Regions from separate parts of the Mus musculus genome. Here region 2 is linked to region 1. The links are chromatin contacts, found by Hi-C or POLR2A ChIA-PET in ENCODE. All regions are on one chromosome and are shown on one strand. Each heading gives the region's core, a stretch centred on a gene start or an enhancer-like site at or near the end of the contact. The rest is flanking DNA. Distances are from core to core; before and after follow the strand shown.

Region 1 (6,389 bases), core at 2,020-4,519:
TTCTCATCACAGTCTGGGAACTGATATCACTTACAAAAATGTTTCTAGTGACATGGGAAGATGCTCCTCATGTACTGCAAAGTTGTCCCATGGCCTCATCTGGCCAACAACCATGATTGGAACTGCATTTAAAACTCTCATATTCTCATGATGCAAAGACATGGGGGCTCAGAAATAAAGAGTGGAAGCTCTAGATCGGACTTACCAGCATCACTAAGCATCTATGCCAACTTGCATTAAAAGAACATACTCCCTAGTGCTGATTTTCATTCCATGCAGGCCATCTTATTCCTCAATAATATGTGGGAATAATAATAATGATAATAGTAAAAAACAACTAGGCTTAAAGTCATAAATCCAAACTGAACCATCAAATATACCTTGGCTAAGATGAGGAGCAGTAGCATGCGCACATCTAGTACCCCCTATGTAAACTGGGACTGATTATACTGAGGGGACAATTTCTTGCAGTCATGTTTCAGCTTGTTTGGGGACTCTTTGCCATATTGAGTAGGATTATAATGACCTGTGAGGGCAGAGGGATACTTTCCAAGTGCTAAAATGGAATCTTGGCTCCTACATAACCACTCCCCAGGCTGTCAGGACCAGATCTCCATTCCTGTAAGAAGTTCTTCTCTGATTCTGAAATATATTTCATGACCTTCTGGTATACCTTTCAGTGTTTCTGGTATTTACAGTCTATCTATCTATCTATATATCTATCTATATATCTATCTATCTATCTATCTATCTATCTATCTATCTATCTATCTATCTATGGGACACAGACCCTTACTCTACACATGGTAGTTATGAGGATGAAGGGCAGGATGTGCAGGTTCTCACAACTGAATGTTCATCTGTAGTGTTCCACCATGTGGCTGAGAAGGGGGATCATGGTTGTGACTGCACTGCTCGCTAACATATCTCCTTCAGGAGAGGTAGCTTTTGAAGACCAGGGGTATCCACAGCACAAGAGGGCTTGAAGAAACTCACCTTGTCTTCTCTACCTAGACTGAGGTGGCTGTCCCCAAAAGTCAGTCAACAAGAACATGTCACTAGTGCTAAAGATTTACAAAAGGACAGTCCTCTGCTCACAGAGGAGGTGCTACTGACACTAGAGAATCCATAAAAGTATACTATAATGAGACATGCCTGGAAATCTCTCATCTTTATTCATTGACCTCTACCAGAAACACCTCAGCAATAAAGGATTTGGATAGGACAATGACATGAAAATGGGTGCTGGCTATATTCTGGTTACTATTAGATTGTTTATGAAGTGGGAAAAGTTAGGGCTATATTAAGGTAGACAGAACCTTATCTTAAACATCTTACCAAAGTATTTCTTGAGGCTTCTCTGAATGTGCTGCTTGGTTTGACTGTGATGGACTTTTCTAGGTGTTTTGCTACTAAATCTTCAAATGAAGGTGCAGTGTCACTGGGGTCTATGAGCCATGCAGCAACTCTGGGATCTAGTCCTACAAAATCAGCAACTGCAAAGGAAAAGGTCACTTAGCATTCATTCAAGTTACAGGCAATTGTTTCCCATCTTTACACTAAGCAGAGAGTTTTCCAAATATGAAACACAAATGACTGAGAAACATTTAAAGAAATGTGCAACATCCTTAGCCATTAGGGAAATGTAAATTAAAACTACTCTGAGATTCCATCTTACCCCAGTCAGCATGTCCAACATCAATAAAACAATTGACAATGCTGACAAGAATTCTGGCAAATGAGAACATTTATTCATTGCTGTGGGAGTAAATTCAGCCAGTGTGGAAATAAGTGTGGAGGTTCCTCCGGAAGCTGGGAATAGATCTACCTCAAGATCCAGCTATGCCACTCTTGGGCATATATCCAAAGGACTCTACATCTTACTATAGAGACACTAGCTTAATTACGTTCACTGCTGTACTATTCATAATTGCCAGAAATTGGAAACAGCCAAGATGTCCATCTACTGATAAATGGAAAATGAAACTATGGCACATTTACACAATGGAATATCATTCAGTTGTTTAAAAACCAGTGAAAATTTGAAATCTGAAGGTTAAAAGGATAGAGATAGAGAAAAAAATTCCCAAGTGAATAAGCCAGACCCAAAATAGACAAATACTACATGTTTCCTCTTATATGTGGATGTTAAGTTTTTAAGCTTTTGATATGTGTACTAAAATTCAAATAACTACAGACATTAGGTAAGGTCAGTGGGATAGAGAGGATCTTCCAAGAAAGGGGAAATACAATATAGTGCTGTGGGGAGAAGGGGAACTAAACCAGAAGGATTCGATGGGACAGAGGATGGAAGATCCAAGTTAAGTAGGGACTATGAGAGGTACACCTAACACTAAAGGCATTTGAAAAGTCATATGGAAACCCACTATTGTAGAAGCTTCCTAATATAGGCATATATGGAATGAATCTAAATGGAATCACCATATAATGCCACCAAGTAAAATTTCCAGTGCCAGGAAAAAGCTATATATTTTTGAGTTGTTGGCCAAAGGGGTCCCATGGAATCCCTCCAAACATCAGAGACTATTACCAAGGCCATGACTGTTTTCCACCGTAAGGTGGTAAAGCCCTACTGTTGCAAACAACATATATTTATGTTACTGAATGTGAAGAAGTCCAGCTGGTGCCAAACCAGAAGCTTAACCCCTACGTGTTCATAATTACTCTGCCCCCTGACAAGGGTTAAAGACAATTGCTAATATCACCCAGCTATAAACCCTGTTACCTACAATAGCGGCATGACTACAAGATATTCTGATACAATAGTGGCAAAAAGGTTCTGAAAGTACTTTTATATTGGATTTAAGTCCCATTCCATGAAATGGAACCCATACCTGACAATGCTCGCTCGCTCTCTCTGTCGCTCTGTCTTTGTCTCTCTGTCTCTGTCTCTCTGTCTCTCTCTGTCTCTGTCTCTCTGTCTTTCTCTCTCTCTCTATCTCTCTCTCTCTCTCTACCTCTCTCTCTCTCTCATTTTTCAAGATGGGGTTTCTTGGTGAAGTCCTGGCTATTTTAGAACTCTCTCTGTAGACCAAGCTGGCCTCAAACTTAGAGACCCTCTAGCCTCTGCTTTCTGAGTACTGAGATTAAAGGCATATAGCAGCTATTCCCTACCCTTTATACTGTCTTGTTTGGTACTCTCTGGGTTGTAGATCTTAGTATCTGTATCCATTGATGATAACAACAAAGCCCATTGTGACTGTGTTTCAGCGGTCATTCTTTACACTAAAGGAGTATAAACTGGTACAAATATAAGAAGAGTCCAGACATAGGAGGGGAAGTGTCCATGGCAGGTGAAGAAGCAGTGTCTGTGTGGCCAAGAGCCCTTGGAGCAGGTGACATGGTGGCCTGACCACTTTTCTAAGTCTTAGAGACAATGAGAATGGTGACTTACCATGCTTCCAACTGCCATCTTCACCATAGAGCTGCAGCACTGTTCTCACAAAGTCCTTGGCATTAAAACAAACAACGGGACATTTACACCTCAGTGTCCAAAACAGTATGTTCCTAAACAAAAGAAAATTCACCATTTAGATAGTAATTTGGGTCTTGGAAAAATATTGTAATATCAAATTCTATCTATCCTTATGTAGTATATACACACCTCGATTAACTAGTGAATCCTATGAGGTGGGCATTACTTCTTATGTGTATTTCATACACTGTGAAGCTTTGACTCAGGGCTCATCTCTGAGAAAAGCTTCTACTCCTGAAGCTCCTGTGCAGAATACACACACTGGACCTGGTCCAAGCCTCCAAGTGTTCCACCTCTCGGCATGCCAGGTCTTTCCTTCTGCCATTGCACGGTGCCACTCCTACCCACACTGCTGAGGATGGCATATGCTCTTGCATGTCTACTCTTCTCCACCCACAACTTGTGCAACCTGCTCAAGAGATGTTCTGGGCAAGCAGCCTACCCACACACCTTTCACAGAAGGACCCACACGTGCTAAACTGCAGCTTCTTCCATCACCTTATGAACTTCTGAATCTGGGATAACAGTTAACATTTATCATAGCAGATACCAGGCTACCATTTCACAAGGTTGCCACACTGAAACTTAGTCACACTACTACAAGGCAGGCACTCCATCCAGTATGAAGATGAAGAGACTTGGATTCAGATATGTCACACCAAATAGATGGTAAGGTTGGGTTCTGATACTGTATCTTGCTACTGCCAGAAGCCCTAAACCACTAAGCCCAAGTTCCTCTTTATGGAAAAAGTACAATACATTAAAAAGAGCTCTTTGATGGGGTAAGAAAGGAAGAAACCAGGAGTCCAGTAGACATGCACACTGAGTGATGGTGTATAGGTGGATTTTGCTTGCCTGGCTCCATTGATAGACACTGTATAGTGCTTTGAAAGTTATGTGGCTTGGCCTTGATTTGTTAGAACAGGAGACCAAAATGGTAGGGAGGTCAAAGTGCCAACAGCACTGGGTCTTGGCTTAGGTAAAACTGATAAGGGACACAAGAATGAGAATGAAGAAGTTAAGAATGGTAGAAAATGGAATATGGGGACCTCCCTGGCACATGCTGAAGGATACATCTAGGATGAAGTGATCTAATGGCTACCCTGCCTTCTCATGGGGAGAAATACAGGCTGGCTAAAGTCTATCTTGGTAAGACAAACATCAGAAGAGTTTCTTATGGAAGGTGGCTCAGTGGAAAAAAGCACTTCCCACACCAACACCAAGACTGGAATTCAGGTTCTGTTCTAGTTTGCTTCCTGTTGCTGAGATAAAACACCAGAAGCAACTTTGGAAGAATAGGGTTTATTTACTCTTATAGGTTATATTCCATCATCAAGGAAAGTCAGGGCAGGAACCTGGAGGGAGAAACTGAAGCAGAGACCATAAAAGAATGACTGCTGGTTCACGTGCACCAAGATTCAAGTTCAGATACCTTTGCTATACAGCCCAGACCCACCTGTGTGCCAGAGATAGTGGGCTGGCCTCTCCTATATCAATTAGCAAAGTCTGATCAAGGCAAATCTATAGTTAAGGTTCCCTCTTCCCAGATAACTCTAGGTTTGTGTCAAGTTGACAGCTGAAGCCACCTATGACAGATTCCCAGAACCTATGTAAATTCGTTGTGTCCTGCCTGAAATCCCATCACTGGGGAGACAGGGATCCCTACAGCAAGCTGGCTAGCTAGACTAGTTAAATAGATGAGCTCTACATTTAACAAGAGACTCTGCCTCAATAAAATAAAATGCATACATAAATGTGCATGTATATACACACACGTGCAAACACACACAACTCATACACATGCAAAATTTCCTAGTATATATTTAGCATATATTTATAAGGTATGATTTAAATCGATTTGAATCCTAAATACACTACTGTAGAATTGGGACTATTTTCCATGTTTTATAGTATATGAGGGACTATCTTTCCTAGAACTTAATAAGCTTCAAAATGATATTGTGGCAGTATCAATTGTGGGTGTGGGGGTCATGAAATTGAAAAAACAAAATCCTGCCCTAACCCTCATAGAGCTTAGTAGTGGACATACAATAAATAAAATAAGATGTATGAATGGTGGGGTGATAGACATTATAGAGAAATGTGGGCTAGAGAGGTAGCCTGGCTGTTAAAGGTGAGGCTCTCAAACAAAGAATACAAGATAAATGTGAAGATAGTGATTATATATGGTGCTGGGCTAGGGAATTGTTTTATCCAGATGTTTAGAAAAGACCTAAATGATAAAAATAACACATGAATGAAGATGTGATAAGGTGAATAAAGTGTAGATGATAAAGAAAAGCTTTTCACAGAAAGCTTTAATAAATGTAAAAAAAAAAAAAACCTAAAGAGTTAGAAAGCCTCTACCATATTTAGGCACAATTAAATAAAGTTCATTTGATTCACAATTGCAGCAGCAAAGTCCACAGAGCATGGCACTGACTCGGTCAGGGGCCCCTGCCAGCATCACAGCAGATGAAGAGACAGAAAGGGAGCCAGTTAAGGATAGAAGAGGCCAAGCACATGGCCTCATCTCATAACAGCCCACCAGAGGTAACTCTTGCAGACCACACTAATTCATTCAGGAAGGAGGAGCCTCTATGACCTACACACTATCTGCTGAGTCTCTTCTCTTATAGGTCTATTACCTCAAAACAGAAAACCTGGGGACTGAGCCTATATCTGTTTGGGTAACCTTTTTTTACACTGTGTTAAGACATCTCTGTGTTTTCAATTGTTAATTCTGTACTGGCAGAGTGCTAAATGTTGGCAGGATCTTGGTATGGTTATTTCTATGGCCCATCACTGCTCTCATATTTTGTAAATATTTGTCCTTTCTCACTAGCCTAGAGGCAATCTAGAATTGTATATGATTGGCTGTAATAAAGAGCTG
Region 2 (6,389 bases), core at 2,158-4,657, 170 kb after region 1:
CAAATATAGGAAGGAGAAACATAATCGCTTCATAACTGAAGGGAAAAAAATCTAAGCTTTGGTTTGAAAAATTAAAAACTACTAGGATGACCTACCGCAACCCAAATGCTTCAAACAATCAAGACACCGACATTCAACAATGAATCTCAAACCAGAGATGCCTCACCATTAGACTGGCCACAGGGCATCAGCTCTGGAGACAGTCATGGCCAGAGCAAGATCTCAGACAGAGATATGGCTCAAGTCCAGAGGTCAAGGACAGTAACAGACAGCTTATTGAGAAATGACAATGAGGAAGAGGACAGCTGCAGGGGGGGGGGGTCTAACCTATCTCTTCCCTTCTAAAAAGTACATGGCTTTGGGCTGAATCACCCAAAGTTACCAACTCAGCTCTCCACTTGCCATGGTCTGTACCTAGAAAGCAATCTACTGCTCAACAGGGAACGTTATGGACATGATACTTAACTTTGGGGCACAACAAAGGAAGACCACTGTGAATTAACTGTGAGTGATAACCAATGGTTAAGTAGGCACTGCTCCTTCCTTTCAAACAGTTAAGGAGGGTCACAGAACACACCTTTCCTACTGTAGCACTGCTGGAATGGCACCTGGACGCCCCAGCGCCCCACAAGCATTCTGTCTTAGTCAGGGTTTCTATTCCTGCACAAACATCATGACAAAGAAGCAGTTGGGGAGGAAAGGGTTTATTCAGCTTACACTTCCATACTGCTGTTCATCACCAAGGAAGTCAGGACTGGAACTCAAGCAGGTCAGGAAGCAGGAGCTGATGCAGAGGCCATGGAGGGATGTTCTTTACTGGCTTGCTTCCTCTGGCTTGCTCAGCCTGCTCTCTAGTAGAGCCCAAGACTACCTGCCTAGAGATTGGGGGGGGGGGGGCGCACAAGGGGCCTTTTCCCCTTGATCACTAATTGAGAAAATGCCTTACAGCCTTACAGTTGGATCTCATGGAGGCATTTCCTCAACTGAAGTCCTTTCTCTGTGATAATTCCAGCTATGTCAAGTTGACACAAAACTAGCCGGTACACATTCTGAGAAGCATTCTGAGAGACAGGGACGTAGCTCGGGCATGCAAACACTCCCACCTGCTCCCCTGACATTTGTTATTGAAAAAGTAAATCCCACCTCTGCAATGACTTTTTCAGTACTGAACTTGTGTTGTTGTTGTTGTTGTTGTTGTTGTCGTTTGGTTTTGTTTTTCTTGTGCTAAAAATTCACTCAATTGGGGCGGGGGGCACTCCTTGTGCAGATAAGCAGAGCAGGAGCTGCTGCAGCCGCTAGCAGACCCACTAACCATCAGCAGGCAGGACTGTGCACATTGAAGGGATTGCAGCAAAGAGAGTGCCAGACGCCTAGGGCGTGGCTAAGGGCAAGCAAGACTCAAACCACACCCATCGCAAGGGTCGCAAGGGTTCCCCACACACAACCCCACCCCCCAGTATATTTGCCCACAACCAGGAAGACAGGAGCACGAGCCGCTGCTGCACCAGCGCACAAGACTCCAGAATACCTTCTGTCCAGTCCGAGGCTGATCAAAGGCAGCCCCATGCTTTGTAAGCCTTCACCCCAACATTCTCTAACCTAAGGAAAAACTTCCCGACCTCGGCAGACAAAAACTGTAACAGATTCAGATCCCTGAAAGTCCCCTAAACCTCAAATGCCAGTCTTCCAAACAGACCAGCTGTCTCTCCAGAATACTCGCCCCACTCCGAGAGACCATTCACAGAGTCTGGGACAGAAACCCTAAATCAAGAAATGTGGCTAGTCACGGCGGGAGAGCGGTCAGTTCCTTGGGTGGGCCAAAGAGAAGGAGGCCTCTGACTTCGGAGATACCAGCACGCAGCCGCTGCACTGCTCCCGCCCTTAGTCTTTGCAGTGACCCCACCCAGGTCGTGACCCTCTGAAGACCTCCAGCGTTGGCGTCCCCAGACTCCGCCAACCCCCAACACGCAGCTTTGGACGCCGCAGCTGCGTCCTGGATCTTCGCTGGATCCTAGCTTTGCATCGCCCAGCTGCGAACAGAGCGCACCGGGTCCGGCTCCGGGCTGCCAGCCCCAGGCAGGCAGCGGGACGCAGCGCCCGCAGTGCGACTGGCACGGCTGCCGGGGCGCGCCGCCTGGACCCGAACTGGCTGGTGAATCGCACCTCCGGCCCACTGAAGCTTCAAGCTCCACGAGCCTCACCCCGCGACTGGGCAGAGGACTGGTCGGAGATCCAAAAGGGTGCAGGCGGCTACCGGAACAGGATAGAGATGAGAACTGGACCAAGATCCAATTACTCCGTTTTGGGATAGAGGACCAGACCGCGGCGTGAGGGACCTCTAAGATACGGGAAGAAAGAGTCTGACCAAAGCCTAAGGTTGGAGAAAGGGGAATGAAACGGTCGGTTCCCAAGTGCGAAGGGAGGGTGGGAGACCCACTATCCTAGGACAGAATAATTGTGTTGCGAAAAGATGAAGGAGCATCAGCGGTGAGGCTAGAGGGAACCAAGAGAAGTAGGGGCTCTGAGCACGCAGGCTGGGACCGCTGGGTGCGAGCTGGAGCCAGCCCATCTAGTATCCAGACGAGGAGAAACATGACAGTACACCCAGGCCCGAAAGAAAGAGCCCCGTCTGGTACTGGAAAAGAGCAGTCAATGCGCGCCAGGTACATGGTCTGTCCAAGTCGCGGAATGCAGGGAAAGGGCATCCCATGAACTGGAGAAAGAAATTCATACAGGGCCAAGGAAACGAGGTCTATCTATCAAGGAGGGACCTGCAGGATAAGGGATCTGGAGGGGGGAAAGCGCGACGCCGGGACATGGTCCGCAGCTGGAGCCGCTCACCTTGGGTTTGTACAGCCACTTTCGGAATCTGTTCATCATCGCCGCGCCGGCCCGAGCCACGCTCCGGGCGGCCCTCGCCCTCTGCAGCGCTGCGCCCGGGTCCGGCTGCGGCGCGGGGTGGACACGCAGGCAGGGCCGGGACCTGCTTGAGCAAGCAGATCGTGTGCGCGGCGCCTAGCGCCGAGCAGCTGGCTGCAGGTGCGCGGGGCAGGTGCGCGGCCGGAAGGATGCTCAGCAAGCGGCGCGCGGCCGACCCAAACCCGCGAGCGGGCGGGCGCGCGGAAAGGCGCGGGCACAGGGCGCGCGGTGCTTCACGGCTTAAGAGCACCCAGCGCCTCCGCCGGTCACGACCGCACATGCGCCGGAGGCGCCGCACGCCCCCGGCCCGCTGCAAGTGGTGGATGGGGCGAGCCCGGCGAGGCCGCCAATCCCCGCCCAACGCCACGCCGTACCCCACCCGGGACGCGCACCAAGGGAGGGAGGCTCAGGACTACAGGTCCCGGCGCCCACCGCGGGCAGGGCCTGCGCGGCGTTGCTAGGTGACGGCGCCCAAACGATGCCTAGGCGATCTGCGGGTACCGGAGCTGGCCAGTGAACGCTCCCGCCCGCGGCGCCTGGACAGACTACGAGGTTAAAGCCAAGGAAGGCCAAGAGGCCCGCAGGTAGGCAGGCAGGTTAAGGTGAGGGGCCGCCACAGGGAGCCAGGCACAGCCCATCCTCTTCTCCCTAACTCGTTTTCTCCAGTTCTCCAATCTTTGCCTATTTTCTGGCCTTAGCGAGCTACCTTTGCGCTTTTCTTCCCACCTCCAAAAATAAAAGTAGGGTGTTTTCCACCACCTCCAATCAATCTCTCTCTCTCCCTCCCTCTCCCTCCCTCCCTCCCTCCCTCCCTCCCTCCCTCTCTCCCTCTCTCCCTCTCTCCCTCTCTCTCTCTCTCTGTTAACAGGTGACCCAGATGACTACCTCTTAATACAGTGTGTGTACCCTAGCAGTTCCTGCATCTTCCCTTAGCCCCTCAGCCCTGGACCTGCTTTGTAGCTCCCTTCTTACTCCTTGGAAGCTGCTCTCCACCCATTTCTATGTAGTTCCAGGCAGCTACGTGGTTTTAAAAACATTTTTTCCCTCCAGCCTAAATGCTTGAATTCAGATGTTTGCCTGTTCTTCACTATTTGTACAACTAACAGATCACCTTAGAGTCAACATGTCCACAACTGTATACTCTCTCAGTCATAAAAACTGCTTGTGGGGCTGGGAAGATAGCTCAATCAGTGACGTGTTTGCCTAATTAGTGGAAGAAGGTTCAGCATGCCAGAACTCACTGGAAAAACAAAAACAAAAACAAAAACCCTAGGCATGGACTGGAGAGATAGCACGGTGATTAAGAGCAGTGGGTGCTCTTGGCAAGGCCCCAGATTCAGTCACCAGCACCTCCATGGCTGCTCACAACTTTCTGTAACTCCACCTCCAAATAATCAAACCCCTCTTCTGGACTTCATGGGCCCTGCATGCATGTGATGCACATACATACATGCAGGCAAATACACATAAACATAAGAAATAAATATATTTTTGTAAAAAAGGCCAGGCATTATGACATTTACAATCGCTGCACTTCAGAGGCTAAGAAGATGGACCCACGGGGTTCACTAGTCAATGTAGCCTATTGCCTAGTTGGTGAGCACCACAATAATGGGAAACTCTGCCCAAAACACAAGGTGGAGCTGGGCGTGGCGGCGCACGCCTTTAATCCCAGCACTTGGGAGGCAGAGGCAGGCAGATTTCTGAGTTTGAGGCCATCCTGGTCTACAAAGTGAGTTCCAGGACAGCCAGGGCTACACTACGGTCATTTTCTGGCCGCCCCATGGAAGTGCACACACTTACATATGCACCCATATATACACGCACATAAAAATAAGTAAAAAAATTTTAAAAGAAAACTAAAAGCAGCTCTTCCCAAAGCCATCATCTTCTCCAAGTGAAGACGTTGAGCAGACACATGAATTCATGTCCAGTAGTAAGTAGATTAATAAATTATCTGGTGTCTGTTCACCCTTGGCCAACTCCAAAGCCTGGGGCTATTACTGTGCAGAAGCTGTTTCTATGCTTCATATTGGAAGTTGTGCCCAAGATAAAGGCTGAGCCCAAGGAGGTAGGTATATCAGGATCAGGCTTAACTATAGGCAGAAAGATCCCAGCATGACAGATTTGTTCACATTCAAGAGATGTGTGCAGGGCTGGTGAGATGGCTCAGCGGGTAAGAGCACTGACTACTCTTTTGAAGGTTCTGAGTTCAAAACCCAACAACCACATGGTGGCTCACAACCACCCGTAATGAGATCTGATGCCCTCTTCTGGTGTGTCTGAAGTCAGCTACAGTGTACTTACATATAAATCTTTAAAAAAGAGAGAGAGATGTGTGCAGAGGTAATTCTGGACATGCAACAGGAACCAGCTTTCTGGCTACCATCCTTGACCTGTTTACTGAGGATTCAGGATGGCTGCACTGGTTCTAGCCATCGCCTCCTAAGCCCATGAACCTACTGGAAAAGAGAAGAAAGAGATGTCCTACACTTCAGGCTAATGCTCCCACAGTTTATTCTCTAGTACTTCTGAGAGATGGAAGAACTTGTACACACGACCATAGCCAGCTTTCAAGGAGGCTGAGAAATGTCACTGACCGGTTGGGTAACAATAGGCCCAAGTGAGAGTCAGGCTTTGTAGTTCAGGAGGGAAGAGAAAGCTGCAAGGAGTGGCTTCATAGCCTGTTGTAGAAATTTTTAATTCCAACCTGGGGTTTCTACACAGTCTTTGACCATTTAGTTCATGGATAAAAGACACAACCTTTATATTTACAATAAGCCTTAAACAGCACAACAGCTGAGCAGATACCTACCTTATATGCAATTAGAATCTACTTTCCTATTGATAACCCCAAATTATTACTTACTACTTACTATGTTTCATCTGGGCTGCTCTTAACTTCAATTGGCCAGCCCTCGAGGCCAGCTCATCTAAACCTATGGTGGCTTCTCCTTCCTCCTGCACCTTCTTCTTCTCATGGTTCTTCTCCAATCCCAAGCCCAGAAAATCTAAACCCCACCGATGTCTCTTCTGCTCAGCTATTAGCTATTGGCATCTTTATATACCAATCAGAAATAGCCTGGGGGCAGGGTCACTTAGGTCTATGTGCAGACTCCTGGTCTTTCCCCTCCCCCAACACTTAACATTGTGATACACAGTAAAAGACAAAACCTCAACAGTAGCCGCCACACTTAGCAGAGCAGCTTTAGTTGTGGGGAAAGAGGGTGCTTTCACTAACATATGTTTGATATGGCCTAAGCTGTTGAAGTGGATTGCATCTGATAGAAACGAACCCTCCTTGCTTGCTTCAGCCTGCCTTCCAGGTTACCTCAAGGGCCAGACCATTGAGCCCTGATTCGAGAATGGAGTTAAAGAGCCATATTTAAAGGTAATCAATCCACTTAGGAGTTAGATCTCAATTCTCACCCGCAAACTAAATAATACTGAGATACTTGAGATGTGGCTCA

The links. Hi-C counts contacts between places; a loop is a spot of excess contacts on that map. ChIA-PET counts read pairs that join two places held with the same protein, here RNA polymerase II (POLR2A).
Region 2: a map of T-helper 2 cell shows a loop between it and region 1 (3-fold over the local background). The contact joins the promoter of Cfap99 here to the promoter of 4930557J02Rik in region 1. A Hi-C loop is called at or near these places in 1 of 37 maps with a recorded cell type or tissue (T-helper 2 cell). POLR2A ChIA-PET finds 5 or more read pairs at or near these places in 1 of 5 experiments (embryonic stem cell).

The regions. Positions count from the first base shown.
Region 1 is chr5:34,115,471-34,121,859 of GRCm38, forward strand. It overlaps 4930557J02Rik (RIKEN cDNA 4930557J02 gene), which reads left to right and starts at 3,270. Exons shown (of 4, transcript NR_040703.1): 1 at 3,270-3,651; 2 at 3,737-4,165. It overlaps Poln (DNA polymerase N), which reads right to left. Exons shown (of 25, transcript NM_181857.4): 6 at 3,416-3,528; 7 at 1,339-1,496.
Region 2 is chr5:34,285,258-34,291,646 of GRCm38, forward strand. Cfap99 (cilia and flagella associated protein 99) reads left to right here and starts at 3,408. Exons shown (of 16, transcript NM_001370805.1): 1 at 3,408-3,503. It overlaps Zfyve28 (zinc finger, FYVE domain containing 28), which reads right to left and starts at 3,067. Exons shown (of 13, transcript NM_001015039.1): 1 at 2,842-3,067. The coding sequence starts at 2,880.